Linked DNA regions of Homo sapiens: region 1 is linked to region 2. A link is a loop called in an ENCODE intact Hi-C map of the cell type or tissue named here. Cell type or tissue: Panc1. All regions are shown on one strand. Each heading gives the region's core, and the rest is flanking DNA. Links, peaks and the distances in the headings are about the cores only.

Evidence for each region. A loop is a pair of places that touch in the nucleus more often than their neighbours do. Peaks named below come from ENCODE experiments on the same cell type or tissue, not always from the same donor. Only the 100,000 strongest peaks of a DNase experiment are listed, where the experiment ranks them.
Region 1: it touches region 2 in a loop (3-fold over the local background); 62 of 110 quality-filtered maps call a loop at or near these places.

The regions. Positions count from the first base shown.
Region 1 is chrX:134,960,821-134,972,901 of GRCh38, forward strand. It overlaps the pseudogene HMGB3P31. Among named protein-coding and RNA genes, the nearest start is that of LINC02243, 17 kb to the left of the region's middle. RefSeq lists an enhancer at 1-494. In Panc1, for the core only: CTCF peaks have their summits at 4,728 (motif pointing right) and 4,940; a DNase peak (open chromatin) is centred at 4,711; H3K4me3 peaks cover 413 bases; H3K27ac peaks cover 3,813 bases.
Region 2 is chrX:135,080,197-135,092,277 of GRCh38, forward strand. No RefSeq gene overlaps it. Among named protein-coding and RNA genes, the nearest start is that of SMIM10L2B, 12 kb to the right of the region's middle. In Panc1, for the core only: CTCF peaks have their summits at 6,437 (motif pointing left) and 6,644; a DNase peak (open chromatin) is centred at 6,425; H3K27me3 peaks cover 228 bases.

The DNA.
Region 1 (12,081 bases), core at 1,700-9,699, 120 kb before region 2:
TGCCTTGGGATCCTGTTGATCTGTGACCTTACTCCCAACCCTGTGCTCTCTGAAACATGTGCTGTGTCCACTCAGGGTTAAATGGATTAAGGGCGGTGCAAGATGTGCTTTGTTAAACAGATGCTTGAAGGCAGCATGCTCGTTAAGAGTCATCACCACTCCCTGATCTTAAGTACCCAGGGACACAAACACTGCGGAAGGCCGCAGGGTCCTTTGCCTAGGAAAACCAGAGACCTTTGTTCACTTGTTTATCTGCTGACATTCCCTCCACTATTGTCCTATGACCCTGCCAAATACCCCTCTGCGAGAAACACCCAAGAATGATCAATTAAAAAAAAAAAAAGTTTGGAAATATGTACAACTTTGATACAGTTTCAGGGTGCTCTGGACACCCATGGCCACATCATGTAAACCACTGACAATCTCTAGAACACTTTGAGAGACTACAATATGATCGTGATCAAATTTTGCAGTTAAGCCTAATGAGGGCAACAGACACTTCTCAAATAAGAGATGTGTCCATTACTGCGCTCCACGCAGCGCCTGTAATCCTCCACTTTGGGAGGCTGAGGCGGGCAGATCACCTGAGGTCAGGAGTTCAAGACCAGCCTGGCCAATGTGGTGAAACCCCGTCTCTACTAAAAATACAAAAATTAGCCAGGCATGGTGGCTCATGCTCGTAATCCCCAGCTACTCGGGAGGCTGAGGCAGGAGAATTGCTTGAACCTGGGAGGCAGAGGTTGCAGTGAGCTGAGATTGTGCCACTGCATTCCAGCTTGGGTGAAAGAGTGAGACTCCGTCTCAAAAATAAAACAAAAACAAAAACAAAAAATTATGGCACTCCCCTACTCTAAGGTATTCACAAGGAGACAGATAAACAGTTTTTAAATTCATCCTCCTCGTCCTCCTCCTCCTCTTCTTCCTCCTCATCTTCTTCATCTTCCTCTTCCACCTTTATCTGGGCAACTTCAGCAGGACTCTTTGCGCCATCAAACTTTCCTTTCGACTTATACTCAGCAACATCCTTCTCATACTCCTCCTTCAGTTTTGCCGCCTTAGTGATGTAAGGCTGCTTTTCACTGTCATTTAAGTTATTCTACATCTCACCAGCTTTTTTGCCACGTCTCCAATAGAGATGCCAGGGTTTGTGGATTTTATCTTGGGGTGGAATTCTGAACAGAACAGGAAGAATTCAGATGGTGGCCTTTTGAAGGTATTAGAATCCTTCTTCTTCTTGCCTCCTTTAGCTGGTCCATAATCCTTCATTTCCCGATCATAGCGTACTTTATCCACCTTTGCCAGTTTATCAAATTTAGACTTTTCTTTCCTGGACATTGTCTTCCACCTCCTGGAGCACTTCTTGGAAAATTCTGCAAAATTGACAGGGACCTCTTGGTATTTCTTCTTACGTTCTTCTCTGCACGTCTGCACAAAGAAGGCATAGGCAGACATCTTGCCATTTGGTTTCTTGGGGTCACCTTTAGCCATCCTGACTGTATTGTTCACTAGTCTGGGCAGCGCAGGGCATGACACGCAGCTCTGCGCTCCCCAGCCTCACGCTAGCTGCCTCCAGGAGAGCTGCCTCCTCCTTCCTTTCTTTCTTTTCTTTCCTTTCCTTCCTTTCCTTCTCTCTCTCTCTTTCTTTTCTTTTTTCAGAGTCTCTCACTTGTCGTCCTGGCTTGAGTGCAGTGGTGCAATCTCAGCTCACCGCAACCTCCGCCTCCTGGATTCAAGCGATTCTCCTGCCTCAGCCTTCTGAATAGCTGGGACTACAGGTGTGTGCCACCACGCCTGGCTAATTTTTGTATTTTAGTAAAGACAGGGTTTCACCATGTTGGTCAGCTTGGTTTCGAACTCCTGACCTCATGATCCGGCCACCTCTGCCTCCCAAAGTTCTGGGATTACAGGCATGAGCCTCCACGTCCGGCCCTCCTGTATATATTTCTTTATTGGCTCAGATTCCGTAGGGAAGGTGATTAATTAGCACTCTTGATCCCCTTCCCTATTATGTACATAGCTTTCCATTGAAGAGGATCCCATTACACCACACACACACACACACACACACACACACACACACACACACACCCCTTTACCTTAAGGACCTATACCTATAGGGTATAGTCCACAACTCTTTATCTGAGATTCACGTTCTTCTCAAACCTGCCTCTCCATACTTATCCCCTACTGTCTCCTGAAACAAACCCTTTGTTTCAGTCAGACCACTTCACCCAATTATATTCCAGACACTGGATCTCTGCTTAGCCATTTCCTCTCCCTGAGAAACTCTTCCCACTGTTCCCTGCCAGTCCAAATCCTACCATATTTCAAAGCCGAGGTCATCTTTCTCTGTGAAAACTCTCCTGGACATTCGTACACAGAGTAAATTTATTTATTACCTGTAGCATAAATTAGGATTAACTTTTCTCTTTCTTTGTCTATACATCCATTCTCCCCACAACTAGATTTGTGAGTCCCTGGAGAGCATGGGTCACATTTTCTCTCTTTGTTCCCTCAAAGCTTAGCATGAGTTAGAATCTCAACAAATATTTGTGGCTAGAATTTATCTTCTATTTCCCTATTTCAGACCACCAGTTTCCTGAGCTAGTGGTTTTAAGGATATGAAATTGCTCCTCAGCCACCATTAATAATAGCAATAGATTATCTTATAAAAATACTTTAATAGCTTCCATTTATTACACATTTACTCTGCCAGTCACCACACTTTACCTGGATTAACTCACAGACTCCTCATACCAACACTTTTAGAGATTCAGAATGCTTAGGTAATTTATTCAAGGTCCATCAGCCCATATGTGTAGAACAGAAACCTCTTCTTCTACAACAGAAAACAATAATCTTGACCGGGTGCCATAGCTCATGCCTGTAATCCCAGCACTTTGGGAGGCTGAGGCGGGCAGATCATGAGGTCAAGAGTTCGAGACCAGCCGGGCCAATATGGTGAAACCCCGTCTCTACTAAAAATACAAAAATTAGCCAGGAGTGGTGGTGGCACACCTGTAGTCCCAGCTACTCAGGAGGCTGAGGCAGAAGAATCGCTTGAACCCGTGAGGCGGAGGTTGCAGTGAGCCAAGATGGCACCATTGCACTCCAACCTGGGTGACAGAGTAACGCTCTGTCTTAAAAAAAAAAAAAATCTTATACAGATGTTTACTGTAGCCCTAGCAAGGGCAAATAAATCTCTGCCCTAAGCCTCTTGCTAAGTATCTGCATGGGTTATGACTTAGTAAAGTACCTACAGGAATTCCGTTAATGCTAAAATTCCTTTCTTAAGAACATTCACATAATGAATAGCAACACTCAGCATTCATTCATGAAGATTTAAAAACTAGTAGCAACACCATTCTTTAATCCAGTCCAATTTCACCAGTGCTATCAAAGCAATGCTAAGATTGTCTCTTAGCAATCTTAACTTGATTACCTCTTGAAAGGCCCTATCCCCAATACAGTCATATCCAGAGGTCCTGGGGGTTAGGACTTCAACATAGGAATTTTGGGAGGCAACAACTCAGCCCATTCCATAGCGGCCCATTATGGTGATTACTTCAATCTTGCCTAGGTCAGTTAAATATCATCATTTGGCTTCTGTATTCTGGAATTCTATAATCTGCATTGATACTGGGAGGCCCAGTTGCACCACAGCATCTCTTACTGTCTCTCTGGTCTGCAGAAGACAACCACTATTGATCTCAAAAAAGCTGTCGTGTCTGCTTACCAGTGCACTCCTGGTGAAGGAATGTCTTCTCAGCCTTCCCAGGGAACATGGTCAGGAGGTAGTTTGATATGGTTTGGATCCGTGGTCTAATGGATCTGGTCCCACTTTGTAACTTTGTATTAGGCCATTCTCGCATTGCTGTAAAGAGATACCTGAGACTGGGTAATTTACAAATAAAAGAGGTTTAATTGGCTCATGGTTCTGCAGGCTGTACAGGAAGCATGGCAACATCTACTTGGCCTCTGGGGAGGCTTCAGGAAGCTTACAATCATGGTGGAAGGCAAAGGGGGAGCAGGCACATCACATGCTCAGGGCAGGAGCAAGAGAGAGAGCGGGGTAGCGGGTGCTACACGCTTTTAAACAACCAGATCTTGCAAGAACTCACTCACTATCACGGGAACAGCATCAAGGGGGATGGTGCTAAACCATTCATGAGAAATCCACCACCATGATCCAATCACCTCCCACCCAGCCCACCTCCAACATTGGGGATTATAATTCATCACGAGATTTCGGTGGGGACACAGATCCAAACCATAGCAAACTCCATTCTCACATATCCACATACCTTGTATTTTGAGCTTTATGATACCTTCTCCAGTATCAGTTCTGGTATGCCCACTTCCTCCCCACTCCCCCATTCCCTAGCTTCAAGGAGCAATCCTAGCAGCATATTAGTACTGGCACCACGTGTCCTTGCCAGGCCATTAAACCCTGAGTCACAGGAGGGTGCTCCTGTGACAGTGAGTTCTCCCCATTCCAATCTCATCTTTCTCCCCTTTGTCAAACCTAACTATCCAGGCATCCTAAGGCAGGGACAGCTTGAGGCTGCTCCTCTAGGATATAACCACTTATCCTACCAAAGGACAAGTACATCTTCCAGAAAGTTCTGCCTTGGGACAAAAGCCTGCAGTGGTATCTGCTCTGCAATCTCAGAGGATGACATTCTTTTCTCAGACTAAATAAACGCAGTTTAATGAACAAGCCACTAGGGGGCAAAGCTGCTTTAGTTTAGTAAATTTAAATTGCTGCTTTTTTTTTTTTTTAAGACGGAGTCTCACTCTGTCGTCCAGGCTGGAGAGCAGTGGCGCGATCTCGGCTCACTGCAACCTCCGCCTACCGGGTTCAAACGATTCTCCTGCCTCAGCCTCCCGAGTAGCTGGGATTACAGGTACATGCCACCACGCCCGGCTATTTTTTGTATTTTTTGTAGAGACGCGGTCTCACTATGTTGCCTAGGCTGGTCTGGAACTCCCGGGCTGAAGCAATTCTCCTGCCTGGACCTCCCAAAGTGCTGGGATAACAGGAATGAGCCACTGAGCCCGGCCCGAATTGCTTCTTTCTTATTACAAAAGTATGGGCCGGGCGTAGTGGCTCACGCCTGTAATCCCAGCACTTTGGGAGACCGAGGAGGGCGGATCACCTGAGATTGGGAGTTCGAGACCAGCCTGACCAACATGGAGAAATCCTGTCTCTACTAAAAATACAAAATTAGCTGGGCGTGGTGGTGGATGGCTGTAATCCCAGCTACTCAGGAGGCTGAGTCAGGAGAATCGCTTGAACCTGGGAGGCAGAGGTTGTGGTGAGCCGAGATTGCGCCATTGCACTCCAGCCTGGGCAACAAGAGCGAAACTCCATCTCAAAACAACAACAACAACACTAGCTGGGCGTGGTGGCGTGCACCTGTAGTCTCAGCCACTCAGGAGGCTGAGGCAGGAGAGAATCGCTTGAACCCGAGAGGTGGATGTTGCAGTGAGCTGAGATGGCGCCACTGCACTCCCGCCTGGCCACAGAGCAAGACTCTGTCTCCAAAAAAAAAAAAAAAAAAATGTGGAATACAAGGAAAATAGAGATAAACTAATAAAAGAAGATAAAAATCACCTGATATCCCATACCTCAGATAACCACTCAGGACTTTATGGCATTTTGTTTACATTATTGTCCCCCTCCACCTAAATGTAAATAAAAAAAATTTAATGTGGTATTTCTCTACATATTATCTGGTTTCTACTTTATAATAAAATCTTGTTTACTTGTCTACTTTGATCTCTTCTTGGCTTTTTGTCTACTTTGATCTCTTCTTGGCTTTTTGACTAAGTGTAGTACTTGTCTACTTTGTAATAAAACTTTTCCAAGATTTTAAATATTCTTTCGTGGCATTTTCTTTTTTTCCTTTCTTTCTTTTTCTTTCTCTCTCTCTCTCTTTTTTTTTTTTTTTTTTTTGAGACAGAGTCTCACTCTGTCGCCCAGGCTGGAGAGCAGTGGCGCGATCTCGGCTCACTGCAAGCTCCGCCTCCCAGATTCACGCCATTCTCCTGCCTCAGCCTCCCGAGTAGCTGGTACTACAGCCGCCTGCCACCACACCCGGCTAATTTTTTTTTTTTTTGTATTTTTAGTAGAGATGGGGTTTCACTGTGTTAGCCAGGATGGGCTCAATCTCCTGACCTCGTGATCTGCCCACCTCGGCCTCCCAAAGCATTGGGATTACAGGCGTGAGCCACCATGCCGGGCCTCTTTCTTTCTTTTTATTTTATTATTATTTTTTGAGACAGACTCTCACTCTGTCACCCAGGCTGGAGTAGAATGGCACGATCTCGGCTCACTGCCACCTCCGCCTCCCGGGTTCAAGCGATTCTCCTGCCTCAGCCTCCTGAGTAGCTGGGATTACAGGTGCCCACCACCGCGCCCGGCTCATTTTTGTATTTTTAATGGAGATGAGAGTTCACCATGTTGGTCAGGCTGGTCTCGAACTCCTGACCTCGTGATCCACCCGCCTTGGCCTCCCAAAGTGCTGGGATTACAGGTGTGAGCCACAGTGCCTGGCTGTGACATTATCTTTCTAATGTTTAATTATTATTAAAAACATGGACAGTATAATTTATCATGATTAAAATTTTTTGCACATCATTGATGAACTCCTTGGCTTAGCTTCTCAATAACTAAAAGAGGAATTGCTGGCTCAGAAGCAATGTAATCCTTTTAGGTTTGGGGCATGTATTGTCAAATTATTTTCCAGAAAGGGGGTGACAACTACAGTCTCGCTAGCATCCTGAGAGAATGCTGCTATGACTCTCTCATTGGCAACACTGCTCATATCTTTTGAAATTTTTGCCAATTTGACAGGTAACTTGTTGCATTGTGGTTGTTTTTAATTGTACCTCTTCAAAAATCAAATGTAAAAGAAATATTTATTGAGCATGGATTATTTGTCATGCACTGTGCTAATCCCTGGGAATCCAGGAGGGAGTAATGCAGATATTGTTCTTGCTATCTTTAATCTCACATTCTAGAAAGATGAGGGCATGCCAGAAACAAAGTAAACTGATACACAAGTAGTTATGGATTGGAGGAAGCGTCATAGAGGAAAGAAACAGGGTAGTATACTACAGATAGTAAGGGACATGCTCATTGGCTTCTGATAATTTCAACAATTCTATCCTTTATGCTCATCAGCTACCATGTTTCTTCTTTTGTGAAACAGGGAGAAATAGAGGCCCGGGTAAAGGGAGGCTGATAGGAAGTTTGCTGCCATAAAGATGATATTTTACATTTAGTAAAGGGCACAGTCAACTCCTACACCATTCTCTCTGGGGTGGCAACTCTGAAATGCTGAGGTGGCCTTGGACTAGTAGGAGATCTGTTCCTTATCTCACCACACAAAAGCAGATACCAGAACAGCAGGCCCAGTATGGATGCATTCTTTCTTTCTCTCTCTCTCTCTCTCTCTCTCTCTGTCACACACACACACACACACACACACACACACACACACACACAGAGAGCATACACCAAGGTAAGTCATTGTTCCTGATGGGATTAGACAGAAATGATCACCCCAAGTCCCTGAGCAGAAGCCCTGAAACCCACTTCCATCCTTACATGAACCCATAGGTGGGAAGCTTCAAGCCTCAAAATAGGGGATTTTAAATGCAATGTGTATTCTTATTGTGGGAAATTTGTAAGAGTTGAGGATGGCCCACAGCCTCTAAAATACCTCCGTCAAAAGTCCTGTCACTGCTCTTCCTTGAATTCCTAAGTAGTCGAGAGATAAAGTGAGCTCTGGAGGGTTAATTACACCTTCTAGACAGAGCTTGTAACGTTAATTACGTTTAGGATTGCATCTGTCATTGTAGACTTGCATTGGGTCTGGAAGTGTTGACTGAGGAGAACATGCTTTTCACAGCTAATTTTTTTTTTTAATTGCTGCATAACAACTTCATAGCAACAACAAGGAAAATGCATGAGAGAAAAAATGACCCCAATCCCCCGGCATTAATGCATCAAGTGCAGTGCAATTATTTTTCCTCACCTCTTTTTATGTGGAACATGCCTTCTTTATGCCATTTGAATGACACAGTAGTTTCTAGAAGATCTATGTACTTGTTACTATTGGCGGTAGACCATGAGGCTTCAGTGGGGTATGACACCAACACCAGCCCACAAGACACAGCAGATGGGGTCTCCTGGGCCAAGATGAATAGAGCTGCCTCTCGTGGGATGTGAGGTCCAAGGTGTGGTTCAGGAAGGGCAGAGCCTGGGCAAACCACCTTGTGTATCCTTACCTGCCTCTCGGCCCGGTCTACTTGCTAATGCTCTTATACAATGGAGTTATGGTGAGTGTGAACACACAAGAGAGTTTGACAAGGAGCCAGAATTCAGAAAATGGCAATGGGCAGCTTGGAAGATGTGTGTTGGAGAGGGCACAGACCCACCTCTGCACCCTGCTTCCCTGAGGGTGGCTTGTAGACTGCTCATTTGAACGTGGGGTTCAGTAGCTTTTCTCTGCCTCCTGGAAAACAGTCCCTGACCAGCTGCCAGCAATGCAGTGCCCTAGGGAGCCAGGGCCTAGAGCAATTGATCCTGTGTATCAGATCCAGATGGTAACTCAGTGTTTACTAGGCAAGCTTTGCAGGTGGGCAGCGGGATGGGGAGGTGCGGGACCTGCCTGGCCTCACCTATTGCTCAGTAGTTCTGGTTGTGGTATGGTTCACAGGCCTCTATATGTTTCATGCTTCCAGAAAAAATTAGACTTTCAGCCTTCTCCATATGGGTTTAAAGAGAATGAGAGTGAAAGCTTCAAAACCTTCTTGAATAGTCTCAGAACTCCCAAAATGTTTCTTCTACCACATTCCATAGGTTGAAGCAAGTCACAGGCCAGCCTAGATTCATGGGGATGGAGAAACAGACTCTATCTCTTGAAGGAAGGAGTGGCAAAGTCACAGTGCAAAGGGCTGAGCATCCAGGGAAGGGAGAAACTTCTGTGGCCTTTATTGCAATCAGTCTACCAGTCTACTTGGAATCAGTATTTTACCACTTCAAGTGCCAGAGAATTGTTCTGGAGTACTAAGCCATGTAAGGACTCACCACTCCTTCTCTATCCATTTTAAATGACATCCAGATGTTTCCCTCTGGCAATGGTTGCTTGTCATGCTTAGTAACTGATTCTCATGGTTAAATGGTAAGTCTGAGAAACAGGCCATGAGAAACATGGGCTGGGAATTGAGCAGTACCATTAGTTGTACATAAATATGTTCATTAGCGTTCTTGCTTTCAGACAACATAATGCACTCTTAACTAGTTTAAATTAGCAGACACTTATTACAGGGTATTAGGTATAATACAGAATCTGTGGAACAACTGATGGAACAAACTGGAGGCTGGACTTTTTGGGCCAACTCTGATGGAGTTGCCAGGGAGAGCTCACAACCATGCTTCATCTGCTACTACCACAGGAAGCTGCTGCTATGAGCCTCGCTCCCAGAATCTGAGTCTGCTGCTGCACACCAAGAAAGTGGATGCCCCTGTGGCCTGCCTCTGTCCATATTTAACTTACCTTCAAATCAAAGCCTAGCACACTTGCATCTGATTGGTAGAACCTAAGTCATAGGTCTACACCTTAGTGGCAAGAGAAGCTGGGATAGGCACCGAGTTTTTTGGGAGAGGGACGGGTACACACAGTTCTATGAATTTTAACAATCAGATTACAAAAATTTCTATTACCTCCCCCAAAAGATTCTCTTTCATAATCCATTCATAGTCACACCCTCCCCCAACTACTACACTCTAGCAACTTACTGACATTCTCTCTAATACTCTAGTTTTGTCCTTTTAAGAAGGCCATATAGGGCCGGACATGGTGGCTCACGCCTGTAATCCCAGCACCTTGGGAGGCTGAGGTGGGAGGATCACTTGAGGTCAGGAGTTCAAGACCAACCTGGCCAACATGGCGAAACCCCATCTCTACTAAAAATACAAAAAAAAAAAAAAAAAAAAAAAAGGCCAGGTGCCGTGGCTCATGCCTGTAATCCCTGCACTTTGGGAGGCTGAGGTGGGCGGATCACCTGAGGTCAGGAGTTCGAGACCAGCCTGGCCAACATGATGCAATGCCGTCTCTACTAAAAATACAAAAAATTAGCTGGGCATGGTGGTGCATACCTATAATCCCAGCTACTCAGGAGGCTAAGGCAGGAGAATCACTTGAACCTGGGAGGCGGAGGTTGCAGTGAGCCAAGACTGCACCACTGTACTCTAGCATGGGCAAGAAGAGCAAAACTTCATCTAAAAAAAAAATTCCCCCCCAAAAAAAAGCTGGGTGTGGTGGCATGTGCCTGCAGTCTTAGCTACTTGGGAGGCTGAGGCTGAAGAATTGCTTGAACTGAGAGGCAGAGGTTGCAGTGAGCCAAGATCATGCCACTGCACTCCAGCCCAGGTGACAAAGCAAGACCCCATCTCACACACACACACACACAAAAAGCTTTATAAATGGAATAATATAGTATGCAATCTTTTGAGACTGGCTTCTTTCACTCAACATAATGCCTTTGAGGCTCATTTAAGTTGTCAAGTATATCAAGAGTTCATTCCTTTGTATTGCTGAATAGTATTCCATTTTATAGATATACCAGTGCTTGTTTATCCATTCACAGGTCAAATGATATTTGGGTTGCTTCTCGTTTTTAGCAATTATGAATTGAGATGCTATACATATTCATGTACAGGTTTTTGTGTGAACATAAATTTTCAATTCATTAAGTAAATACCTAGGAGTGAGATTGCTGGGTCATGTATGGTATATGCATGTTTAACTCTATAAGAAAGTGCCAAACTTTTTTCCAGAGTGGCTGTACCATTTTGTGTTCCCACCAGCAATATATGACAGTTCTGGTTGTTCTACATTTTTGCCAGCATTTGGAATTGTTTTAAATTTTAGTCGTTCTAATAAGTGTGTAGTGGAATGTAATAGTGGGTTGGAATTTGCATTTTCCTAATGGAATGATGCTAAACATGTTTTCATGTGCTTATTTTTCATCTGTATATTCTCTTTGGTGAAGCATTTGTTCAATCCTTTTGCTCACTTTTAAACTGGGTTATTCTTTTAGTGTGTTTTGAGTGTCCCTTGTATATTCTGGATAGAAGTGCTTTGTTAGATATGTGATTTGCAGTATTTTTCCCTGATCTGTATCTGTTGGGAGAGGCAATTCACCATGGGCCATGTGTATCCCTGCACATTCTTTCTGCGTAAGGCTCCAACCACTCTTTACCCTGGCCATTTATCAGGGTTGTGTTAGCTGTGAACAATCTTGAGGAGTGAGTTGTCTCACCACAGGCAATGAACGGGCTTGCTTCTGCTTGTTATAAAAGCAGTGAATCTCCCAAGCTCAGTGTTCTTCTATAACACAGGCCCATTGCATATGCAGGCACCCATCATGGGCCCTTCACATCACCCCCACGGGATTGAGGTGCATGGAGACTGGCACAAGCATCATACAAACTCTGGCTATTTCTTTTACAGTGAATAGTAAAGTCCCTTGTCACTGATTCTGTAGTCTCATGTTTTCTGCCAGCATCCATGAAACAGTAACAGGCTAACTTGTCAATTTGTAAGTAGGATAAAATCTTAGATTCTGCACAGTGCTTGATAGTTTTGGCAATATGGATGGAATACTGATAGAGACATAGATTTCTGGAAGAGAAAGAATGAATGCCCACACATGCCAGGTTAGGGGATATAAGAAGACTTCCTGGGACCCAGTAGTGACTTCTTTTGCCCAAATGGTGGGGAAGTGAGAAGGAGTAGGAATCACTGCTATCCTACCTGATATGGTTTGGATCTGTGTCTGCACCCAAATCTCGTGTTGAAATGTAATCCCTGATGCTGGAGATGGGTCTGCTGGGTGGTGATTGGATCATGGTGGTAGTTTCTCATGAATGGTTCAGCACCATCCCCCTAGTGCTGTTTTCATGATAGAGTTCTTACGAGAACTGGTTGTTTAGAACTGTGTAGCACTTCCCCGCTCTCTCTCTTCCTCCTGCTCCAGGCATTTAAGACATGCCTGCTTCCCTTT
Region 2 (12,081 bases), core at 1,754-9,753:
ATTCATAGGCCACTTAATGTCTTAAACTCCAGAACCATATTGAGTTAAAGGGGCAAAGGAGATACAATTCTAGTCAGGAAGCTGGGCAAGATGTGTTAAATGAGGCTGTTTGAAAGGAATGTTGAGAGGGAGTGAATGGAGTGTTCAGGGGTAGCTGGCAGATGTGCTTCATCTAGTTGGGCCTTAGGTCCCAAAACAGCCATGCCAGTGAACGCGCAGCATTAGGACAGGTGGAGATTTTTGTGCATCAAGGACCTCTACTCTCTGGCTCTTGAGGACTTTCCTCTTCCTGTTAACAGTTCTGAGAATTGCAAGAACAAATGTTAGAGCTATAATACTGTTCATGATACCTACCGCAATGAGATAGACAAGGACTGGAGAAATAACATTACTTCTATTTTTGAGGAAGAACTATTTCCATGAGGTAATTGTTCACATAAACATTTTGTCATTGGCAAAACCAAGGGACATCCCTTGTAATAACAAGGGATCATAAACTGGAACTAGCCCTATTATCTTACTCTTAACTCTAGTATACACCATTAGAAATCATCATGAGCAATATTCTAGTAAAGTATTGCTTATGATCAGTGAAGTTAGCAGTCATGTTTGTCATAGAATTTGATGCATACTAGAATGGATTTACTTGTAAGAGAAGGGGAGGAAGGGGGAGGTGGAGACAGACAGAGAGAGAGAGAAGAAAATAAATGTTGAGCATACAAATGAATTTCAACATTCACGTTCCAAAAACATCACATAGTCCGCGGAGATAAAAATACACAAAGAATTATGTAACATAAGTTTGACACATATTAAATTCCTGAAATTCAACTGTGTGACATATAAAAAGGGCAGCTTCACATGGTTCAACACAGTGCAATAGTAAAATAAGCAGACGTTGTTCAATCTGAGGAAGCTGATTGTCCCCCACTCCCCCAAAAATAAAAGAAACAAGCAGATGTTACACAAAGTTCATAAGTAGGTTGGGCGTGGTGGCTCATGCCTGTAATCCCAGCACTTTGGGATCCCGCCTTCCCTGACCTGCAGATCACCTGAGGTCAGGAGTTTGAGACCAGCCTGATCAACACGGTAAAACCCCATCTCTACTAAAAATACAAAAATTAGTCAGGTATGGTGGCGGGCGCCTGTAATCCCAGCTACTCGGGAGGCTGAGGCAGGATAATCACTTGAAGCCAGGAAGTGGAGTTGCAGTAAGCCGAGATTGTGCCACTGCACTCTAGCCTGGGCCACAGAGACACTCTCTCTCAAAAAAACAAAATGAAACAAACAAACAAACAACAACAACAAAACAAAAAACAAAAAACAAAAAAACCAAAGTGCATAAGTAAAGCAGGGTCTAGGTTTGGGTGGTGGAGAGTAGGGTGAGGGTGGAGGGGTGGGCATTAAAATTCACAAACTGTATAGACCTGGAAGAAGAGTAGAAATTGGATCTTTAGTTATTGTTGGCACTAATGTTTTAAATGTTTATGAATGCAGTTGATAATTTGGAAATCACACTAGAGAAGACTCGATTCCTATGGTAAATTCCTTTGAAAAATTAAAGAATATTGTGCTATGTAAATATTTTCCTCTAGTTATTTCTGTTGTAAATTCATACTGGTTCTCTTAAAGGGTGGCACCAGATTAACAGTGTGTGTGCTCAGAACTTGTGTTGTCATCAGACTGAATAATTCTGAATGTTAATAATTAGCATGTAGAGCTTCAGGCATACTGTTTATTCTATTAACCCTCACTCCTCTTTTTGTGTAGTGGAGTTCCTTGTGGAGTTTTCCACCCATGCACTCCTAACAGCATGGTTGCTATCCAGACTTACTGCAAGCTGTCATTCTGATACTTCTCTACTTGCCTTTTACTCCCTACACTCTCAAGCTTCTTTTTTCTCCCCATTTGGGCAGTAATACATCTTTAAGTAGTTTCCCTGAATGAGTCTTGGTATGTGAACTTCCTGAGATTGTGCATTTCTGAAAAGGTCTTCAAACTGTCCTCACCTTTGATTAATATATTAAAATGACTATATTATATACAAGTGGGTAGTGACCACTGTTGTGATGAACCCTATTCCAATCTTTGAACGGTTATTCATTTCTCTTTGAGCTGTTCAGATGTTTTAGTCTGCTTCCTGCATTATAGGGTTGCAGTCACTCTACCTAAGATAACTGTTTTCTGCTCTACAGGGGCATGTTCTCTCTGCTAATGAATACTTCTCCTGACAGGGCTCAGTTTCTAGAGCATAAAGAGGAGGTCAAAGTTCTCATGGAACTATGAAGGGCACAGTTGTTGGTTCCAGCTCATCTTTTTTTTTTTTTAATTTATTAAAAACTTTTTTTAAGTTCTTTTTTTTATTATACTTAAAGTTCTAGGGTACATGTGCACAATGTGCAGGTTTGTTACATATGTATACATGCGCCATGTTGGTGTGCTGCACCCATTAACTCATCATTTACATTAGGTATATCTCCTAATGCTATCCCTCCCCCCTCCCCCCACCCTATGACAGGTTCCAGCTCATCTTTTAGTGCCAATCCCTGGGTGTGATGTAACAACCAGGCCAGCTCCAAAGTAAACTCTAATAAATAAAAGATAAATTTGAGAAAGCCAACACCATTTAAACAACAAGACAATAAGATTATTCCATAAATTTGACAGGGAAATGGACTATCTGGAAAAATGACATTTACATTGTTATACTACTATGGAGTAGAATGTAGAGCATCCAGGAATAGACTCACACACATAGTGTTACTTGACTTATGATAAAGTGATAGAGTAGTATAGTTGGAAAATAAAACTGCTAGTTCAACAGGATATCCATTTTTAAAAAATGAATTATTCATCCCCATCTTAGAAAATACTCCAGGGTAATGATTTGGGCTAAAACAAATACTCCAGGCAACTGATTGTCATCAAAGAACTAATGATAGAGGTGAGATGCACCTACCCAGGGAACAAGAGTGGGAAGGAGAGATTCTCCTGATGAGATTCATCATTCACGCTAGTGTACTGGTTTAAGAAATGTTAATAGCAATGGAGCAGAATGTTAGACTGCAGACTACCAATTAATTTGAAAGGTTTTCCATATTTTTATAAAGATAAAAATAAGAGGTAATTTCTCTGTTGACTCAGTAAACTTTTAGAAGAATCTGTTGCTGTCAATGTTCTAATCCCTTGATTCTTTTTTGCCTTTTGCCATTTGTGATTGTTAATTTTATATGTCATCTTGACTGGGTTAAGGGATATCCAGAAAGCTAATAGAACATTATTTCTGCATATATTCATAAGGGTGTTTCCAGAAGAGATTAGCATTTGAATCAGTAGACTGAGTAAAGAAGATCATCCCTCACCAGTGTAGGTGGGCATTATGCAATCCTTTGGGGGCCCGCATAGAATAAAAAGATGGGAAAAAGGCAAATCTGCTCTCTTTTCAGGAGCTGGTATAAGCCATCTCTGCTGCCCTGGGACATGAGAGCTCCTGGTTTTTGGGCCTTCAGACTCCAGGATTTACTCTGGTTTTCAGGCCTTTAACCTTGGACTGAGTTACAACACCAGCTTTCTTGGTTCTCTGGCTTGCTGACTGCACATCATGGAACTTCTCAGCCTCCATAATTGCATGGGCCAATTCCCATAATAAATTTCCTCTTATCTATTGGTTCTGTTTATCTGGAGAACCCTATTACACCTTCCATAGTTCACTAGACTGTTAACCTATAATTTCTGAGACTATAAAAAAAGGTTTTTGAAGTGGCCTAGAGTTTGTCTTTTAAATAGTTAAGAACTATTCAATATATTTGTTAAAGAACAGATACAGAAATCAGAAGTGAGGGGTATCTCTCTTACAGCAAAATGTTTGTTCAAAATACCTCTACCTCATTTCATTTGAAAACATTTCTTCATTCGAAAACATTATAATATGCAAATTGTTATTCTTGTTGTATCTTCTTATCAGCCACAAGAATCTCAAGAATTTTATATTTGTTTTTATTTATTTATTTATTTTTGAGATGGAGTTTCGCTCTTGTTGCTCAGGCTGGAGTGCAATGGTGCGATCTTGGCTCATTGCAACCTCCTCCTCCCAGGTTAAAGTGATTCTTGTGCCTCAGCCTCCCAAGTAGCTGTGATTACAGGCGTGTGCCACCATGCTTGGCTAATTTTTGTATTTTTAGTAGAGATGGGGTTTCACCATGTAAGTCAGGCTGGTCTCGAACTCCTGACCTCAGGTGATCCACCTGTCTTGGCCTCCCAAAGTGCTGGGATTACAGGCATGAGCCACTGTGCCCAGCCAAGAATTTTATTTTTCATAATAAACCCCGACATGATGAATTGTAAAATTCACATTCATTTGAAATGAAAATCAAAATGAAAAGAAATTGAGACAATATATTCCAAATGATTACATTCATAATAATATTTTCAATGAATAAGGACTCATAAAATATATTAGAAAAAGTCTTTCTTGGGTTAAATCTGCTTGGTGTTCTGTAACCTTGTACTTGAATATTAATATATTTTTCTAGATTTAGGAAGTTCTCGATTATCCCTTTGAATAAACTATCTACCGCTACCTCTCTACTTCCTTTTTAAGGCCAATACCTCTTAGATTTGCCCTTTTGAGGCTATTTTGTAGACCTTGTAGGCATGCTTCATTCATTTTTATTCTTTTTCTTTTGTCTCCTCTGACTCTGTATTTTCAAATAGGCTGTCTTCAAGCTCAATAATTCTTTTTTCTGCTTTATCAATTTTGCTAGTAACAGACTCTGATGCATTCTTTAGTATGTCAATTGATTTATTAATCTCCAGAATTTCTGCTTGATTCTTTTAAATTATTTTAATCACTTTGTTAAATTTATCTGATAGGATTCTGAATTCCTTCTCTGTGTTGTCTTGGGTGTCATTGATCTTCCTTAAAATAGTTATTTTGAATTCTCTGTCTGAAAAGTCATATATCTCTGTCTCTCTGGGACTGGTACTGATGTCTTACTTAGTTCATTTGGTGAGGTCGTGTTTTCTTGTATTGTTTCGATGCTTGTGTATGTTTTTTCATGTCTGGGCGTTGAAGAGTTAGGCACAGCACGAGGACTTGCACAGAAATTGCAGGCTTTGTGACCTAGACTGCATTTCAAGTTTATTTAGAATCCCAGATAACTTTAGCCTGTGGTGGTGAAGCTTGCTGGAACTCAGGTTCCAGCCATTTGATGGGGAATTTTCCTCCGGTTAGGGCTGGTCTAAATGCTCCCTCTGTGGGTGCCGGCTGACTCCCGCCCCATGTTGCTTTCTGCTGTGACAGGGGATCACTGAGTTTCAAGGCAAAGTCCCACTATAACTACACTCTCCCTCCCCCAAGTGCACAGATTCTCTCTCCATGCCACACAACCACCCCTGTGGAATGAAGGAGGGGTGGTGTAGGTGATTCAAGACTGTGTTTCCTACCCCCTTTATTGCTTTTTTTTTTTTTGAGACAGAGTCTTGCTGTGTTGCCCAGGCTGGAGTGCAATGGCACGATCTTGGCTCACTGCAACCTCCACCTCTGGGTCCTCCCGAGTAGCTGGGATTACAAGCACGCGCCATCACGTTCAGCTAATTTTTGTCTTCTTAGTAGAGACGGGGTTTCACCATGTTGGCCAGACTGGTCTTGAACTCTTGACCTCATGATCTGCCCGCCTCGGCCTTCAACATTGTTTCTTTTTTAATAGGATGTTAAAACCAGGTACTATGATTGTTCATTTGATTTTTGGTTCTTATGGAAGTACTTTTTTTGTGTGGATAGTTGTTCAGTTTGGTCTCCTGCATGGGGACTGATCACTGGAGGCTTGTATTCAGCCATCCTGCTCTGCCTCCTTTCATTTTTGTTGTTTTAAGTGACCCAGTTTGTAGTAATTTCTTTCCACATTTCTAGGAAACTAATACAGGCACCGTAATAAATATTTACTTGTGTACATTATTTCATTGTTTCCTCATAGAACCCTATGAATTACTCATTATTTTACAAATGAAGAAAGTGAAGCCAAGAGTATGAGGGATCTGCCAAAGTCACCCAGCTCATAACCTGGAAAGCCAGGATTTAAGCCCAGCTGGTTTCTCCCTCCAAAGCCTGCTTGAACCACATGGTGCCTAATGTAAAACAGGGGGTTGAACCATCTCCCAGTGTTTATTGGTGTTCTGAGAAGGTCCTTGTGACTTATCTGGGTATCTGAGTCTCCAGTCTTGTTTGCAAATCTCTGTTGTAGTGTGTGTAGGAATTAAAAGAACATAACCACCTCATAGGTTCTTATTTGCTTAAGATCGTACACCTTGTATAACTTTTCAAACCTATTATCTCATTCTTATGGGCTATTCAATTACAGAAAGCTAATTTTGTCAAAGCTGTTTGGTGAAACGCCTCTTTTCTCAGCTCACCTGGCTTGCGCTAATGAGAATAGTGCCATCTGTTGGCCACTTCCTTGAACTATATCTAAAAGCCCTTGGGAGGGTGTTGCTAAGGCTTTCAGCAAGAGACACAGTCATCACTGCATCACAGGCTTTGATAAGGGAAAAAGAAAGGCTACAAGGCCATGGGGCACAGGAAAGGAGTGAAGGAAGCAGGTGTCAGTGTGAGGCCGCAGAGCCTCAACTTTAAACATTTTGCTGTGATTCCCAGGGTAATATGATCTGACATTTTATTAAATTTGACATTAAACCTGCAGTCATTCCCAGGTGGCATGTATGTGGAGAGTTGCTGTCACCAGGAAAAGTCACAGAAAGTGAGAAACTAGGCAATGGAAGAGAGACGGGTCTGTCAGTTTCAAATGTTAAAAGGCACTGTGAACGTTGCTTCCTCTTCATGAACCGCTGTGCCCATGGGGCAGAAAGGGAGGCAGGTGCAGAGGGGCACAGTAACATGCTCATGTTCCCAGGGCTGGTGAGCCAGAAGCTGAACCTCCAAGCCAACCTTTGAGCTCCCAGGCTGACCTCTTCCCTCTGCACTTCCATGGGCAAAAGCCTGTAGAAAAGGGAAGTGGAAAGAGGAGTATGGGAAATACAACTGAGGGTCTGGGGCAAGGCTTTGCATCACATCTGAGCAAAAACTGCTTTAACCAGTGCTCAGATTTGCCATGGTGTTCACTTGGAAAGGCCTTTAGAAAAGACATTCCAGGAAAACTGCACTGAGAGCGCTTTTGTAGTATTAATGGAATCACCTTCCAGCTGTGTCTGGTGTGTCCAGTGGGATTCATGTTGCATGTGCCCTGATATTTCTTTTTAACATGCATGATTTGAAAAATGAAATCCTTGGGTGCCAGTCTCTGGGAACTGGGAAGGCCATCTTGCTGCTCTGCTGGTCTGGGTGGCCCAGTTTTTCTGATTCCACCTTTTCCCTAAAGGTAGCGACGTCACCCATACCCTAGATTACTTCCTTGGTAGTGGTGAGGAGCATCACATTCCTGTTAGTTGAGCCCTCACTCACACCCTGGCTCCTACTCTGCACTTACATGTTCCTGTGAGCTCCTCCTCTAACTGCCCACAGGGAATATGTGCCTGGTGCCCACCACAGGATCAGACATGGAGAGGGGCTAGAGAATAAGTCATGAGTCCATTTTCAAGGTGTCCTGAAGGGCTTTCCTGGAGCATGAAGGCCTTCTGATTTTGCCAGGTGGTGGGGGATTGTGGCATGAATTAGTATATGTGGGGGGAAAGAAGGGAGGTTTGGTTAATGAGTGAACCCCTGATATCTGTAGGAAGTGGTGTTTTGAGTGGAAAAGCAGCCATGGTTGTTACAGATGGATTCTGGCGGCCAGGAAGAGGAAGTGCTGTCATGGCCGCCACAGAGGGAGCCTTCCAAGAAATGGCTAGTGGCAGGCATGAGTCAATCTGGACTCAGAAGGCCCTGGGGACTGCTCTGCCAAACTGGGAGAGGGCCCAAGTTTCAGCATGGTTCCAGGTGGCCAAGTTGGAACAGATGGCAACAGCGACTGGTGTGTTTGCCACAGTCAGCATGGCAGTGGGAGGAGAGCCAATAGGGTACAGCCTGCAGCAAGACTGTCTCCCAGTCTCAGGGCTCAGAGAGCAAACTCTTGGAAGTTACAGCCTGTTGGTCCTTCTGAATCTCTGAGGGTCTGCTCACCCCACTTGTGAGACTCTGATATGGTTTGGCTGTGTCCTCATCCAAATCTCATCTTGAATTGTAGTTCCCATAATCCACACATGTTGTGGAAGGGACCCAGTGGGAGGTAATTGAATCATGGGGGTAGCTATCTCCATGCTGTTCTCATGACAGTAAGTTCTCATGAGACATGATGGTTTTATAGGGTGCTTTTCCCCCTTTGTGCTGCACTTCTTTCTCCTGCCACCATGTGAAGAAGGATGTGTGTGCTTCCCCTTCTACTATGATTGTAAGTTTCCTGAGGCCTCCCCAGCCATGAGGAACTGTGAGTCAATTAAACCTCTTTTGTTTATAAATTACCCAGACTCGGGTATTTCTTCATAGCAGTGTGAGAAAGGACTAATACAGTAAATTGGTACCAGGAGTAGTGAGGTGTTGCTATAAAGATACCTGAAAATGTGGAAGTGACTTTGGAACTGGGTAACAGGAAGAGGTTGGAACAGTTTGGAGGGCTCAGAAGAAGACATGAGAATGTGGGAAAGTTTGGAACTTCCCAGAGGCTTGTTGAATGGCTTTGACCAAAATGCTGATAGTGATAGGGACAATGAAATCCAGGCTGAGGTGGTCTTAGATGGAGATGAGGAACTTGTTGGGAACTGTAGTAAAGGTCACTCTTGCTATGACAAGAGATTGGCAGCATTGTGCCCCAGCCCTAGAGATCTGTGGAACTTTGAACTTCAGAGAGATGATTTAGGGTATTTGGTGGAAGAAATTTCTAGGTGGCAAAATGTTCAAGAGGAAGCAGAGCATAAAAATTTAGAAAATTTGCAGCCTGATGATGTGACAGAAAGGAAAACCCCATTTTCTGGGGAGAAATTCAAGCCTGCTGAAGAAATTTGCATAAGTAGCGAGGAGCTGAATGTTAATCACCAAGACAATGGGAAAAATGTCTCCGGGGCATGTGAGAGACCTTCATGGCAGCCCCTCCCATCATAGGCCTGGAGGCCTAGGAGGGATCAATGGTTTCCTGGGCCAGGCCCAGGGCCACCCTGCTCTGTGCAGCCTCAGGACATGGTGTCCTGTGTCCCAGGTGCTTCAGCTCCAGCTGTGGCTAAAAGAGGCCAAGGTACAGCTCAGGCCATTGGTTCAGAGGGTGCAAGCTCTAAGCCTTGGTGACTTCCATGTGGTGTTGAGACTGTGGGTGCACGGAAGTCATGAACTGAGGTTTGGGAACCTCTGCCTTGATTTCAGAGGATATATGGAAATGCCTGGATGTCCATTCAGAAGTTTCCTGCAGGGGCAGAGCCCTCATGGAGAACCTCTGCTAGGGCAGTACAGAAGGGAAATGTGGAGTTGGAGCCCCCACACAGAGTCACCACTGGGGCACTGCCTAGTGGACCTGTGAGAAGCGGGCCACCATTCTCCAGACTGCAGACCCCAGAATGGCAGATCCACCAACAGCTTGCACCGTGTGCCTGGAAAAGCCACAGATGCTCAATGCCAGCCTGTGAAAGCAGCTGGGAGGGGGGCTGTACCCTGCAAAGCCACAAGGGCAGAGCTGCCCAAGGCCGTGGACATCAGCATGACCTGGATATGAGACATGGAGTCAAAGGAGATAATTTTGGAACTTTAAGGCATAATGACTGGCCTATTGGATTTCGGACTTGCATGGGGCCTGTAGCCCCTTTGTTTTGGCCGATTTCTCCCATTTAGAATGTATGTATTTACCCAATGCCTGTACCCACATCATATCTAGGAAGTAACTAACTTGCTTTCAATTTTACAGGCTCTTATGTAGAAGGGAACTGCCTTGTCTCAGACTTTGGATTTGGACTTTTGGGTTAATGCTGGAATGAGCTAAGCCTTTAGGGGACTGTTGGAGAGGCATAGTTGTGTTTTGACATGTGAGGACATGAGATTTGGGAGGGGCCAGGGGTGGAATGATATGGTTTGGCTGTGTCCCCACCCAAATCTCATCTTGGATTATAGTTCCCACAATCCCCACATGTGGTGGAGGGGACCCGGTGGGAGGTAATTGAATCATGGGCTTGGTTACCCCATGTTGTTCTCATGATAATGAGTGAGTTCTCATGAAATCTGATGGTTTTATAAGGGGTTTTTCCCCCTTTGCTCGGCACTTCTCTCTCTTGCCACCTTGTGAAGAAGGATGTGTTTGCTTCCCCTTCCACAATGATTGTAAGCTTCTTGAGGCCTCCCCAGCCATGCAGAACTGTGAGTCAAGTAAACCCTTTTTCTTTATAATTACCCAGTCTTGGTTATTTCTTCATAGCAGTGTAGGAATAGACTAATACAGACTCAATGTCTGCTCTTCATCAATGTCATATTTAAATATTGTGGCAAGTGACTGAGCCGCCTCGGCTGGTTGCTGTTGCCTGGGGTCCTGCTTGTCACTTGATCCTCTTCCTGGGAGGAACTGGGAATGTGAGATGATGTGGGGTTGTGTCCAGAGGGTCAGGCATTCATGTGTTTGTGGCATCCATTAACTACAAGGCCAAGACATCCATGTCCAAGGAGAAGGCCCCAGGGTTAGAGCCAGGAGCCCAGACTAAAGGCAGTGTGGGCGAGCCTGCCAGCATGGGAGGGGAATGTTCTGCTTTTTCTCCAAAACAGGAGGCCAGGAGGAAGAGTCAAGGAGTCTGTGCTGTTCTCCACTGGTCAGGCAGTTGAGGAATATGGCCAGATCAGTCCTCAATGATCCCATCGTTCACTAGAGATTCCCACTCTCTGAGCCACCCTAATGGGGAAGGAGTTGAGGGCTAGGATTGCTTGGGAACTAATGGGATGGGGCTACTTTTGTAAGCTTTTTATACCACAGGGGCAGGACAAGGGCTGCAGGGGATTGAATGAAAGGCCAGGAGAGAAGTTCATCTATGGAAAAGGCCCAGTGGTGAGATAGTAAAATGTGTCAGCAAATTTTGTTTTCATTATTGAGTTGAAATCCACATAACATAAAATCAACCATTTTGAAATGTATAATTCAGTGGCATTTAGTACATTCACAATGTTGTGTAACCATCACCACTGTTAGTTCCAAAACATTTTCATCTCCCTAAAAGGAGACCCTGTACTCATTAAGCAGTCACTCTCCATCCTTCCCTCCCCTAGACCATGGCAACCACTAATCTGCTTTCTGTCTGTATGAATTTACATATTCTAGACATTTCATATAAATGGAATCATAAAATTTGTAATCTTTCGTGTCTGATTTCTTTCACTTAGCATAATATTTTCAAAGTTCATCCACCTTGTAATATGTATCAAATCCTTCATTGTGGGATTATTTTGGGGCTGAATAATATTCCAGTGTATAAATATACCAAGTTTTGTTTATTCATTCATCAGTTGATAGACTGATAGACATTTGGGTTGTTTCCACCTTCTAGCTATTGTAAATAGTGCTGCTATGAAAATTCATGTTTGAGTACCAGCTTTCAGTCATTTGAGTATGTACCTAGGAGTGGAAATGCTGGGCTATAGGATAATTCTAGGTTTAACTATTTGAGGAACCACCTGTTTTCCACAGTGGCTGCTGTACCAGTTTACATGCCCATTAGTAATGAACAAGGGTTCCAATTTCTCCACATCCTCACCAACACGTGTTATTTTAATTTTTTTAAAAAAAGTTGAGCTGTGCGTGGTGACTCACACCTGTAATTCCAGCACTTTAGGAGGCTGAGGAGGGTTGATCACTTGAGGCCAGGAGTTCAAGACCAGCCTGGCCAACATGGTGAAATCCCGCCTCTACAAAAAACACAAAAACTAGCCAGGTGTGGTTGTGCACGTCTGTAATCCCAGCTACTTGGGAGGCTGAGGCATGAGAATCACTTGAACCCAGGAGGCAGAGGTTGCAGTGAGCTGAGATTGTGTCATTGCTCTCCAGCCTGGGCATTGAAGACTCTGTCTCTAAATAAATAAATAAATAAATAAATATCCTAATGTGTGAAGTGGGTGAGGTGAGCTCATTGTGG